Linked DNA regions of Mus musculus: region 1 is linked to region 2. Evidence: chromatin contacts called from ENCODE Hi-C data. All regions are on one chromosome and are shown on one strand. Each heading gives the region's core, a stretch centred on a gene start or an enhancer-like site at or near the end of the contact. The rest is flanking DNA. Distances are from core to core; before and after follow the strand shown. Region 1 holds the start of Akr1d1 (aldo-keto reductase family 1, member D1). Region 2 overlaps Dgki (diacylglycerol kinase, iota).

Region 1 (6,627 bases), core at 1,962-4,461, 430 kb before region 2:
AAGAGACACCAAGACTAAAGCAACTCTTATTTTAAAAAAGCATTTGATTGGGGTCTTGCTTACAGTTTCAGAGGCTTAGCCCATTATCATCATGGTGGCAAGCACACCGACATGGGCCTGAAGCAGTAGCTGAGAGATTTACTTACTGATCCACAGAGAGTACTGAAACCTTAAAGCTTACCCCTAGTGACACACCTCTTTCAACAAGCACACCCCTCCTCAAACAAGCCCCCCCACCCCACAATCCTTATAAACAGTGTGTAAACTGGGTACTAAGCATACAAGGATATGAGCCAATGGGGTCATTCTTATCTAAACCACCATGAAAACCTACCACAAGTCTGTGCACTCATCCTCCACCTCATACTGCCCTTGGGTGTTGGTAAAACTGCAGTGAAGGCAGACCTTCATAGGCCAAATCCACCAGCCCTTCCATGAATTCAGTTACACATGGCCTTCTGTTTACTTGCTATATTTCGATGCGTGTGCTGTATTATGTTTAAGTGACATGCATGTATACACAGGTATATTGTTTTCAGCAAATTAAGGGATTACAAATGATAATTTGCCCACCACCTCCTCCCTTTCTTCCCCCTCTTCCTCCCTTTATTGTTTGCTAGTGTTTGATTAAGATCATTTCTAGGGCCTTGGGCATGCCTGGTGAGGACTATCTTACTAAGCTCTGCTCTCACACTACGCCCCAATTCACTGTATCTACATAGTAAGACATGACTCACCTTTCCACAGTAGAAGATCTCTTCCCTCTTTACCTTCCCTTCTGCTATCTTTTCTCTGATGGCCTCACCGACTTCATGCTCATTGTGGTAAACATAGGCGCCATCAATGTGCCGGTACCCCTCATCAATAGCTGTCTTCACTGCCACATAGGTCTTCCCAGGGACCTTATGAGATAAGGGGGATAAATATGGGGAGGAGAGAAATGGGTTTTAAAAGGATATCTCATGATACATTGATTTATAGCTCACAGAATGGTTTCCAATGCCATGCTTTGATGATTGGAAGATCGTCGAGGTGAGAGACTCTGATGAACTGCCTCATTCAATGCTCCATCTGTGCACTCCAGGTTGTCCTTGACACTGGAGCTTCAGAAATGTGATTTAACCGGCATTGCCAAAGCAATGTGCAGAGACCAAGGTCTGGACATGAATGATATTGGCTCACATTTCAACCCTGGGCCTTGGCAGTCTAACCTGGAGTGATGGGTTCAGTCTCTCTATGCTCATCTCTCTTTCCCCATCTGTCAGTGGGCTTAACTGGTATTGGCTTTGCAATGTGAGGATTATGTTAGAAAATGCATGTGCTACAAAACATGCACAGAGTTCCAGGCACATAGTTAGGTGTTTAGAACACTTTTAGCTATTATTTTTTTAAATTTATTTATATCTCCATATTGTCTAATGTACACATCCCTCTCACAAACTTTTCCATTAGTTTAATAAGCACTATTTGAACAAGCATTACATACAAGGCATTGTCATGAGACTCTAGAGTTGAACAAGCAACGGTCTTTTCTAATAAACTTCTCAGGCTAGTGAGAAAGATTATGGAGTGTCAGTAGGACAGGAGACCATGTGTGAACATGTGGGAATTAGGATGTTGTGAGTGGGAAGAGGTATCCTTTGATTTGACCCTTCAAAGTTTACTATAGGGGGCTTCGAGATGGCTCAGTTGGTAAACTGCATGCCATAGTAACTTGAAGGCCTGAACTTGGATCCCCAGCACCCACATAAAAGCTACACATGAAGGGGTGAGTCTGTATCCACAGTGCTGGCTTGAGGAGCAGAGACAAGCATCCTTGGAGCTCATTGGTCGGCCACTGTAGCAGCTAGTGAGCTCTAGGATCAGTGTAAGACCCTATCTTTAAAAAATAGCCAGCCCAACTTGAGACCCATCTCATGGTCAAGCACCAATCCCTGCCACTATTAATGATGCTCTATTATGCTTGCAGACAGGAATCTAGCACGGCTGTCTTCTGAGAGGCTCCACCCAGCAGCTAGCTCAGACAGATGCAGACATCCACAGTCAAACAGTAGGTGAAGCTTGGGGACTCTATGGAAGAACAGGAGAATCTGGAGTTCTAGGTCTTGACTAGACTGGCTGGCCAATGAGGAAATGGAATCTGCCTGTCATTCCCTACATAGAGCTAGAGTCAGAGGCACAAGCCACCATGCCTGGCTTTTTATGTGAGTGCCGGGGGAGTGGGGGTGGGGGATGGGGGGTGGGGAAGCGGTATGTGAATTCAGATCCTCACCTTTGTAAAGCAAACACTTCACCCACTGTGCCTCTCCCCAGCCTTAGGTCATGATCTGCATGTACGGAGAGTGGCTAATGGGCTGGATAGACAAGTCAGCTAACCTATAAAGGCTAACCTATAAAGGCTTGGAGCGTAAGGTAAGGAATGAGGGATTTGTAGTTGATGAGGAGTGGAAGTATGCATGATCACACATGGGCAGCATAAAGACCCCAGTGCCGCTCCTCTGACACCCTCAACTGGAGTTTGCTTCCCAGTCAACACAAAGACACCCTTGTTGCTTCACGATGTTCACCACCTTGAGAGTCAGCATTACCACAGGATCAAAGCAACTCAGGGAAACAACCATGCAGAAACTCTTCTGTGTGGTGATGGTGGTTCCTCTCCTTTCACTGTTTTCAGATATTAGGCATAGTTCTAGAACCAAACTCCACCTTCTCTGCTTCCACAGGTAAGGATGCCTACATAGCAAGACACTCTCTTCATACTGGAAGCTTCTATAGACTCATGCTTACAGATGAGTCTAGCCTGTAGCCAACAGACCACATCTGGACAAAGGTGACTATGAATGCATCTCTCCACAAACTCACAGACTTAAAATGTTGTGACTTTATTTTTACTCTTTGAAGCCTGTACTCTGTGGATGGTCACATAAAAATGTGGCCAGATAGAATTTGACTTCTGATTTAAAATCGGTTTAGGCAACATACACCACCACCACCAAACACACACACACACACACACACACACACACACACACGAATATATACATACCGGTCTAGGATCTGAGTAGGTTCCAAGCCCAATGAGTGGAATGTTGTTCCCATCACTTAGGGATATTTGGTGGTGTGCAGCGCTGAGGTTCATCGTAGAGAAGAATCTGAAGCTTCTGGGGTGATTCTGAACAGGGCAGAGGCACATTATTTGAAAAGGTGCCTATTGCATAAAAGAACTGAGCACTAGGAGGAGGAGCAGGGTGGGGAAAGATGATAGACAAACAGATTTCTCAATCTCTCTGAAAACTCTAGGCAGTTGTCGTAGTCAGGGTTTCTATTCCTGCACAAACATCATGACCAAGAGGCAAGTTAGGGAAAAAAGAGTTTATTCAGCTTACACTTCCATTGTGCTGTTCATCACCAAAGGAGGTCAAGGCTGGAACTCAAGCAGGTCAGGAAGCAGGAGCTGATGCAGAGGCCATGGAGGGATGTTCTTTACTGCCTTGCTTCCCCTGGCTTGCTCAGCCTGCTCTCTTATAGAACCAAGACTACCAGCCCAGAGATGGTGCCACCCACAAGGGGCCTTTCCCCCTTGATCACTAATTGAGAAAATGTCCCACAGCTGGATCTCATGGAGGCATTTCCTTAACTGAAGCTCCTTTCTCTGTGATAACTCCAGCCTGTGTCAAGTTGACACACAAACCAGCCAGTACGGCAGTGTTTTTTGTTGTTGTTATTTGTTTACTTGTTTTTTGTTTGGAACATCCTCAGAGGCCTGAAACTAGTAAACCTGTTGAAGGGTTATGCTTAGTGTCCTGCAAAGGAAAACAGTTTGTTCAAGAAAAGCAATCTACCTGGTTTCTGTCCGGGGGGGGGGGGGGATTTGTTGGCAAATAAGAGATTTACCCTCAATTTCCTTAAACGATAAAGAAATTAGCCCATATTGGGAGTGAGGTGATGGGGCTGGATCTCTAATGGTAAGAATCATGAGGCCATAGCTCTCATGCCTTCGTTGAGCCTAAATAACTCCCCAAACACCATTTTCTAGTATAGTAGTCTATTTATCTATGAGAGATATGTTTCCAAGGTCCACAACAGATGTCTGAAACTGCACATAGAGCTTACAGTTTCCTACACATCCGTACGTCACACTTTATCTTTTCACTTAAAGCAATCATTGTACAGTTTCCCTTTGACAGTTGAATGACCAGAACCAATGATCTCTTACTTTGAAGTCATGATAAATAATATTTACTTGAGTTTGAACATTCTGGCATTACAAGTGGCCCACTGGTGGTGGTAGACACATTGGCAAGCAGAGGCCGGGGAATCTCTTAAAGCCAGTCTGGTTTATAGAGCGAGTTCCAGGACAGACAGGTCTACACAGAGAAACCAGAAACAAAAAAGAAAAAGAAATGAAAGTTAACATTGCATTAATTAATCAGATGCCTAGGGTGGCTACGAAGTAACTAAGGGACCTATGGAGTCAGCCCTTTCCTTTCTGTAACAAAATTTCAGAGATAAATCAACTCTTAAACAATGTGTTTACTATTTGTCTCACTGGTGTAGAGATCTTGAGCCCAGGTCGCTGACTCATTACTCTGGGCCTGTACTTTGGGCAGCATAGTTTATCACAGTGGGAGCATGAAACATACTCCTGCAAGATGGTCAAACTACAATACCAGACCTACTTGACTAGACTCTACCTCCGAAAAGTTCCAGGACAGAATCAACAGTCCCATCCTGAGAGAGAAACAGGCAAATCATAAAGAGGCCAAATGGCCTTGCTGGGTTCAGAGAACTGACTGCCTACAGCTTTCCTAGTAATTCCATGTCCTTGCTGCTTCTGTTCCCAGGGTCTCCCTGGAAGGCTCAGCTTTACCCTGGCAGATTCATTTACAATCTCAGGGACTCCTTGAAATGACTCCAACCCTGACCCCTGCTGCTTCTCAGACCATTAAAAAAAAAAAAAAAAAAAAAAAAAAAAAAAAAAAAAGCTAAGTGGAAGTGTTGGTGACTCCATATCTCTTGTATTTTACATGTTTGTTATTCCCAGGAGCTATCCCTCATGCAGGGAGACCCTGGCTTCTCTTTTCACATCTAAGTCATTGAAACCGACTTCTATGTCTTCTAAGCCTGCTGTGACTGTGGTCCTGTGTAATCCCAGGATGCCCTCAAAGTATCCTTCCTCTTCTAGTGCCAGACTCTTTAGCGACCACACTCTGCTTGGCAGCAAGATTACTTGCACTCCTTTTCCGGCCAAAAGTCACACATTTTCTAGTTCTACAGGTTCTCGGTCTAAACCTGGCTGGAAGCATCCAGCGATGGCCAGGCTGCAGCCAAAGTTTTCCTGTGCTGGACAAACCAGGCATAGACACTCTCTGAATGAAGCACAGGTGGCCTCCTGTCTGATCCCAAAGGAAACAATGACTTCATGGAAAAGATGAAAGCCCACCTTTACTGGAGAAAAAAAGACATGCTTTTATAGACTATCTCCTGTTGTCACTCCCCTCTCTGGGTTTTGATAATCTCTTTGTGCTGATCCTTCCTGGAATTTGGGGGGTGGGGGGGCTTCTTGATATGTGAAGTCTTGGCCAGTTATCTTTTTCATCTTCCTGTCTTCTCTCCAGATTTGATTGCATGTATGTGTTGTAACCCCTGAATTACTGATATTAGAGACACTTCAGTGTTGTATACAGGACGGCAGATGCAGTGAGACAATCTAAAGTGACTTCCAGAAACATGCAGCGTACTATCGAAGATGTAGTATCAAGTTGCAAAGCTTGCCAATTGATCAATACCCACAACACTGCGAAACAACCTAGCTCATGTCTGTGAGATAAGAGACTGGAGGCCTACTGGGAAGTTGATTTTACAGAAATCAAACCAGGAAAGTACGGCCAGAGGTACTTATTAGTGTTCGTGGATACTTTCTCCGGGTGAACAGAAGCCTTTCCAACGAAGACTGAGACTGCAAAGGTAGTGGCTAAGAAGTTGCTGGAAGACATCCTACCCAGGTATGGATTCCCACATATGATAGATCAGACAATGGACCAGTGTTTGTGTCCAAAGTAAGCCAGAATGTAGCAAGATATATTGGGGCAGATTGGAAATTACATTGTGCGTACAGGTCCCTAAGTTCAGGACAGGTAGAAAGAATGAATCCGACACTTCAGGAGACCTTGACTAAATTATCCCTAGAGACTGCCATAGACTGGGTGACACTCCTTCCCTTTGCCCTGTATAGAGTAAGGAACGCTCCTTACCGGTTATGACTAACTCCTTTTGAAATCATGTATGGCGTCCAGTCCCTTATTGTCCCAAACCTTCAGTCATCAGCCATTGCAGAATTAGAAGGTGATGAATTCATAACTAAGGTCAGAGCAACACAATGGGTTCACGAGCAGGTTTCGCCTAAACTGCCTGCCCTCTATGAAGTAGGCCCAGTTCCAGAGCTGTACAAGTTTCAACCTGGAGACTGGGTCTACGTGAGGTTTTGCCAGAAAGCGCTGGAGCCTCGGTGAAAGGGACCCTACGCCATCCTGCTCACAACTCCAGCAGCTGTAAAGGTGGACAGGATAGCAGCACTCATGTGAGACCTCTTGATCCGTTTCTTCCAGAAGAAGACCATCAGACTTC
Region 2 (6,162 bases), core at 1,646-4,145:
TTTGCCTCATGTGGTAAGCAGCTGAGCAGGAGGAGGGGCTTCTGAGAGGTCTATTATCTCAATAAAGGGTTAATCATTCCTCCCACATCTTCTTAACATGTCTTCAGATGAATCCATTTTCCTGAGAGGTGGACTCATGGCCACATGATTGACAGGCCCAGTTGGAGTAACTCTTAACAGAGGAGACCAGAATGTTCAATGTTCTTTCCCCCAAACAGACCAGAAAGTCAAGTCACCACCAAGAGCCAGAAATAAAACTCAGATTTCATTCTTTTGCCCATGAGATGCTAGCTTTCACTTAAGAAGCATCAACCGAGCCCGGTATTTCTGCATTTTTTTTCAGGCTTGTCTTAAAAGCTGAGGAGGCACAGTTGTAATGTTTCTTGGGTTCAAGGCAGATAATGAGGAAGGAGTTCAAATTCAATGACTCGGAAGCCTGATAATTTCCTGTAATACAGTGCCTTTTTAGAATTCCCGGTGCTCCATAGACTAAATAAGAGGACCCTACGCACAATAGCATAGGGAGATAGGGCTCATTGATGAGGATGCTTTCCAGGCACTGTGGTGCTGGGAATCCATCCTAAATGTTTGCCCATTTTGAGCAGCGTTGCCCGACATGTGTGTGCCCTAATCTGTTAGGGATCAGGTAGGTGGTGGGGCTGGAAGAGTTATCAACTCTGGTTTCCTTAGCTTCATGGTAAGTCCCATTAGTGGCATGACTCAAATGTCACATGCACTTTCTGTAGGTGGTGCTCAAGCAGAGATCTGACCAGGACACTGATAGGAAAGAGGAGAGCAATGGCTATTTGTTTATGAGCATTCTAGTTATGACCATTTGCAATCCAATTGTATTATTGCTGCTGCTGTTTCAGGACTGCTGCTATCGCTGTGATTCTTCGGTTTCACATTCTTCCCCACATGGCTGTGTGTATTCTCCCTCCTCCCCTCCTTCCTCCTCTTCCTCCCTAGCCCTCCTTCTGGTTTTGGATGTAGAGGAAGACACTTGGAGCGATAGCCTTAGGTTCTGATTTTCCTTATCTTTCGTTGTCTGAAAAATTAGTTGCCAAACATACTTACTGTTCTACATCATGTTAGGAAGACCAATGCCAAGAGGGGGATCACACATTAAGAGCTCACAGACACACAGTGTTGTTGCTGAGGTGTTCTGTGCACTCGGCTGGAAGCTGGTGACTTAGTTATCAATGCTATCCACAGAGACTGATGTCTAGACTTGGATGATGGGTCCACAGAGGAAATAAAAAGTGACAGTTTCTTTTCTTCTACCTTCCCCAGCATCCCCAGGGCTGTCTGTCCCTCCAGGGCCCTGTCTCTACAGAAGTGTTAGGTGTGATCCACTGGGCTCCACTGTCCTTCCTCAGGGAAGCCAGCCATCAGTCACAGGTTGCCAGCAGTCTACACTGACACCTTCCAAATGCACAAGCACTCCCAGCCTTTCCCATGTGGGCTCTTTGATAATCTCTGTTATTATGAGTTTTTGTGCTCAAAATAGGTTTGGTGTAATATTTATTATAATATTTAATATTTATTTGGTAATATTTAGTTTATTAATATATATATGTATGCATATATGTATATTTATGTGTATGATGCTAGGTTCAAAACAGCTGTGTCTTAGCATGAAAAATAACAGCTAACCCATTAAATGATTTGTTATGTGGTTCCAATTCATCACCTAAGGGAGGCAAGCACTGGTTTGAAGAAGAGCCTGTTGAAGAAAGTAACTGTTTACAGTCTTTAGAAAGTTTAAGATCCTCACACACTACATGCTGCATTTGCTGCTGTGGTAGTTACTACCATCCAACAGAATTATCCCGGCAGGCAGCTCTTGCTCAGGCCTGTCCTTGTAGAGGCCTCTGCACATCCCTAGGCGATGCTGGCAGGAGTGACATCAGAAGCCCATACGGTCATCTCTCTACGTGCACCATGTTCGAGTGTTTAATCATTGGAGATAACATAGACCCCAGAAAGCTTTTCTCTGTGAATTTAAACGCGTGCCCAAAATCAAGGCTAAATTTGATGGCACTTAGGAGCCAGACACATTGGGTGTGCTGTGCCCTAATGGGGCGATCTTGGACCGGTCACTGGCTGCGTGTGGGTTTTCTTACCTGTGAAGCAGGGATAGATAAGGGCTATCCCTACTTCACAAGGCTGTAAAGGTTAAGTGAATGACCATCTGTGATGTGCCTGTCAGGGCATAGAGCAAGACCTGTATTCTAACCAGTGGCCCACGCTGTCCTTGTTGCTAGTGGTTTGTTATTGTTGCTTCCTGGGTGTGAATCCCGACTTGTAATCTCGCTCCTGAAGATTTGGGTAGAAACCCAAATAGCACCGACGAGATTTGTGCCTAGAACAGAAGCTTAAAGCAACCAGTCATGGAGATGCAGCCTCCGAGAGTATGGGTGGAATGCTTGTTTTGTACATAAGAATATTGACTCTGTCCCTCAAGAGTGAAGTTGGAATGTGTGAAAAAGTTTGAAAACGTAAGGACAGTGCTTGCGTTGTTCAGGCGTAGCACTTAAAACTGGTGTAACAGACTAAAGACCTTGGTTTATGTTATAAGCCCTCTTTGTAACAGGTATTGCTGTTATATTGCGAAGAAGCCTGTCTAGGCCACTGGTGTGCCTGTGGGTAGTTACCTTGACATGTTTAGGGGTTTTCAATTTGCTTAGTAACAGAAGCACTTACAATTTTGCTTAATTTAAGGAGTCTCGCGTTCATTCCAGGGAAGTCTCCAGAACAGCTTGCTAACACTTCTCTCCTGTATTTTGAATTGAATGTTGTAGAAATCCGCTCTCAGGAGGAAGTGTGCCGTCTGCAAAATCGTGGTCCACACAGCCTGCATTGAGCAACTAGAGAAGGTAAGCGAGCGCCACCTGCTGGCGAGTGTGTTGGCTTCGGTCACTTACCAAGATCTGGTGTCAATGTCTAACTTTTTAAAAAACAAAACCAAAAATTGTTGAGTTCAGGATGACTTACCAGAATAACAATGAAAAGACAATATATAAAGGTCAGCCATGGTCTTGTTTTCCTGGGTTTAATTTGATATTATGTTGCATTGAACTTTGGGAAAGCTTGGCAACACTTACAATAAGCCTTTTAAGATTGTAGCTTCCATATGTTTCTCTCGGTGAGTTCACATATTCCTAAAGGAGCTCGAAGGGAGAGTTAGCCAAGCCAGCCGAAAGCAGCTCCCAGATGCTGCTGCAGACCTCACGGGCAGCAGTTTTTGCTGGTGCAGCATGAAATGTGTGGCTAAGCCAGGAGTGGCATCCCAAGGGTGGTGTCTTGTCTCCAGAAGTGGATTCTGAACTGTCTATTCATTTACCATCTGGGGGGAAGGGCAGAGCTCTGCGAGAGAGCTGCTTGCTGCTCTCATTTATAATTCCTCCTCCGTGTCCAGGCGAGACACTGAGTGGGATCTATATTCGTGCGCTGCCCTTGGCAATCACGGTGGGACTATTTTAGCTTTGTACAATGTTTGCTTAGCTTCGCCAGCACCTCCAGCTGCTGTCAACCTATATCTCACAGCCATGCCTAACACTTGGACTAGATTTTTCTCGTCTGCACTCTACTTCACTTTATACAGGAGCAAAAGAGCTCACGAGGACACTTCTCATCCACAGAGCAAGGCAGTGCTGAGTCCTTTTACAGGGAATATCTGTGCGTGTGTTTGAATGGTTATCACAGCAGTTAGGACTTCTCAGGTTTATATTTTCTACTTTAAAAAAAAAAGCAAAAAAAAAAAAAAAAAAAACCCAACTTACCCGGATGACTTCAGCTGCCATGTACTTTACCTGTGACTTTGGTCTCCATTTTTCCAGATTCATGGGCTAAGAACGTTTTTGTTTGTTTGTTTGAAGTTAGACTGCATGGATGAGAATGCAGGACTGCCGACTGGAGGTGTGAAATGGCACTGTACCTCTGTGGATCGTCTAGTGAGATGCTTCGGGAGAGTAGGAGCAGGCTAGAACGGATTCCTTATTCTTCCTGGGCTTGGTTTATAGCCTTCATGTCTACCACTATTGGTTGCTTTCTGGTCTCAGGTAGCTCTCTTCAACCTGTTGCTCGTCACTAACATTAACATACTTTTCTCTTCAAATGGCAGATTAATTTCAGATGTAAACCAACATTTCGGGAAGGAGGCTCCAGATCGCCAAGAGAAGTGAGTTTTGTGAGTTGTTTCAGAGAGCACCTTGAACTCTCCTAGGTTCACCGAATCTCCCAGGGATTCACCTAGGATTGACAAATGAGGTCTGTCTCCCCTCATTATACAGCAGTTTCTTCTTAATGTGTCAATAAGGACAAAGAGTCTCCAAGATTCTTCGGTATACTGTACTTTATTCTGTCAGTGGAGTGGGTTTGGGAGCCAGAGTCTTAACGCATGAAATGGAAAAGTGGGGTTGGGGGAGTTCCCCATTATTCTAGACAGTTTAGAACTAGGGTCTGAGTTGTACTCTCTAGTCCACAAAAGGAGGATGAGGAAAAGGAGGGAGGGAGGGAGGGAGGGGGGGAGGGAGGGAGAGAGGGAGAGGGGGAAGAGGAGGAGGAGGAAGAGAAGGAGGGAGGGAGGGAGGGAGAGAGAGAGAGAGAGAGAGAGAGAGAGAGAGAGAGAGAGAGAGAGAGAGCCAGATAATGGGCTTTCTGAGAGATGTGGGCACTGATTGAATCTTTTAGGACTCTTCTAGGGCAAAGGGTGCGATGTGAGATACAGGGAGACAACCATTTAGACAGAAACAGCAGCAGCACATAAGCCTAGGTGAGAGCTTAGTAAGATGCATTACTTGGGAGGAGAGTTAGAGCTAGACAGTGGAAGTCAGGCTTCCACTTCCTTGGACGCAGGCTGGAAGTCATCAGGGATTTGCAGGTTCGCACTGCGCTATCTAAGTAGAATATATTATGCTGCCTGCAGTGTGGAGGGAACATCATGAGGGTCGATGCTGTTGGGGACATAGAGACAATTAGAGCAGCTCTTGCCATAGAGGTTAAGAAATAATTGTGTCTGAGCTGAGAGAAACATGCTTGCTAAGATGAGTTTACAGGTGTAAAGTTGGCAAGAATTAGTGAAGGATTTTGGGTGTGTGGGGAGTTATCCTTATAAATCAAGCTTCCATTGAGCAAAACTGATTCATTGTTGTAAGAAGGTTATTTGAGGAATGAATCTGATGTGAAGATGCAGAATATTTGATCACATTGTGAACCCTAAGATTGTGGACTGGTTGTGGTATGGCTCAGCTACCACAAACCTTTTATCCAAGAGTTGTCTGTTTATTGTAAACAGGTTGTTGTGGTGTGGTCAGCCCTAGCACACAGCTTTGCTTTGCTCTTCTCTCCCCTCCCCTCCCCTCCTCTCCCCTTTCCTTTCCTTTTCTGTTTTTTTGGGTTTTGTTTTGTTTTTTGTTTTTTTTCGAGGCAGGGTTTCTCTGTGTAGCCCTGACTGTCCTGAAACTCACTCTGTAGACCACACTGGCCTTGAACTCAGAAATCCACCTGCCTCTGCCTCTCAAGTGCTAGGATTAAAGTTGAGTGCCACCACTGCCCTCACACACAGCTTTAATGCAAAAATCTTTTTGTAAATGGATTAAATAAAGGCCAGATAGATAAAGAGGCAGAGCAAGCAACCAGTTGACAGGGAAAGAACATAAGAAAACCCAGGAAAGGGAAAGGAGGGTTTTGAGTTGAAGGGTATTTAAAACAGGATGGAGTGGGGGAGGTTTTTTTCCTGCTGGGACATCAGTGGTATAAAAAAGTCACCTGGGTACTTTCTGACAGCAGGTTTTCACCCCAGCATCTTGCTCTTCTGAGTCTTCATTGGTAAAATTGAACAACTAGGATTTAAAAAACAAAGCAAATCAAAAAACAAAAAACAAGAGATGGTGAGTTTAGTTGCAGAAGTATTAGGTTTGAAGTCTCCCCTTTGCCCCCAGATGGGTTTGCCTGTAGATATGTGTGTGGGAGTGGCCAGCACATACCGAGACTGGGTAGTACTGTGAGACTAGAGAGGGTAGCAATGTCTGAGAACAGAGAGGGTCACAACAGTTTGAACCATAGTGAAGAAAGAAAGACATCATAGAGGCCAGACAAGGTGGCGACCACCCGTAGCATCAGAGACTCAGGAGACTGACGTAGGATTCCTTGAGTCTT

What was found. A loop is a pair of places that touch in the nucleus more often than their neighbours do.
Region 1: a loop to region 2 is called in a map of T-helper 17 cell, with 2.6 times the contacts of the local background. The contact joins the promoter of Akr1d1 here to the enhancer-like site in region 2. A Hi-C loop is called at or near these places in 2 of 37 maps with a recorded cell type or tissue (T-helper 17 cell and regulatory T cell).

Annotation. Positions count from the first base shown.
Region 1 is chr6:37,526,757-37,533,383 of GRCm38, reverse strand. Akr1d1 (aldo-keto reductase family 1, member D1) reads right to left here and starts at 3,211. Exons shown (of 9, transcript NM_145364.2): 1 at 3,047-3,211; 2 at 738-902. The coding sequence starts at 3,139. It overlaps Gm33429 (a long non-coding RNA gene), which reads left to right and starts at 1,981. Exons shown (of 4, transcript XR_868980.3): 1 at 1,981-2,204; 2 at 2,314-2,830; 3 at 5,619-6,005; 4 at 6,609-6,627.
Region 2 is chr6:37,094,269-37,100,430 of GRCm38, reverse strand. It overlaps Dgki (diacylglycerol kinase, iota), which reads left to right. Exons shown (of 34, transcript NM_001081206.2): 4 at 2,805-2,879; 5 at 4,127-4,183. Among named protein-coding and RNA genes, the nearest start is that of Gm52857, 190 kb to the right of the region's middle. Within about 2 kb of position 2,895, at least 1 of the 3 ENCODE cell types and tissues checked has a DNase peak (open chromatin) inside an H3K27ac peak, as active enhancers do.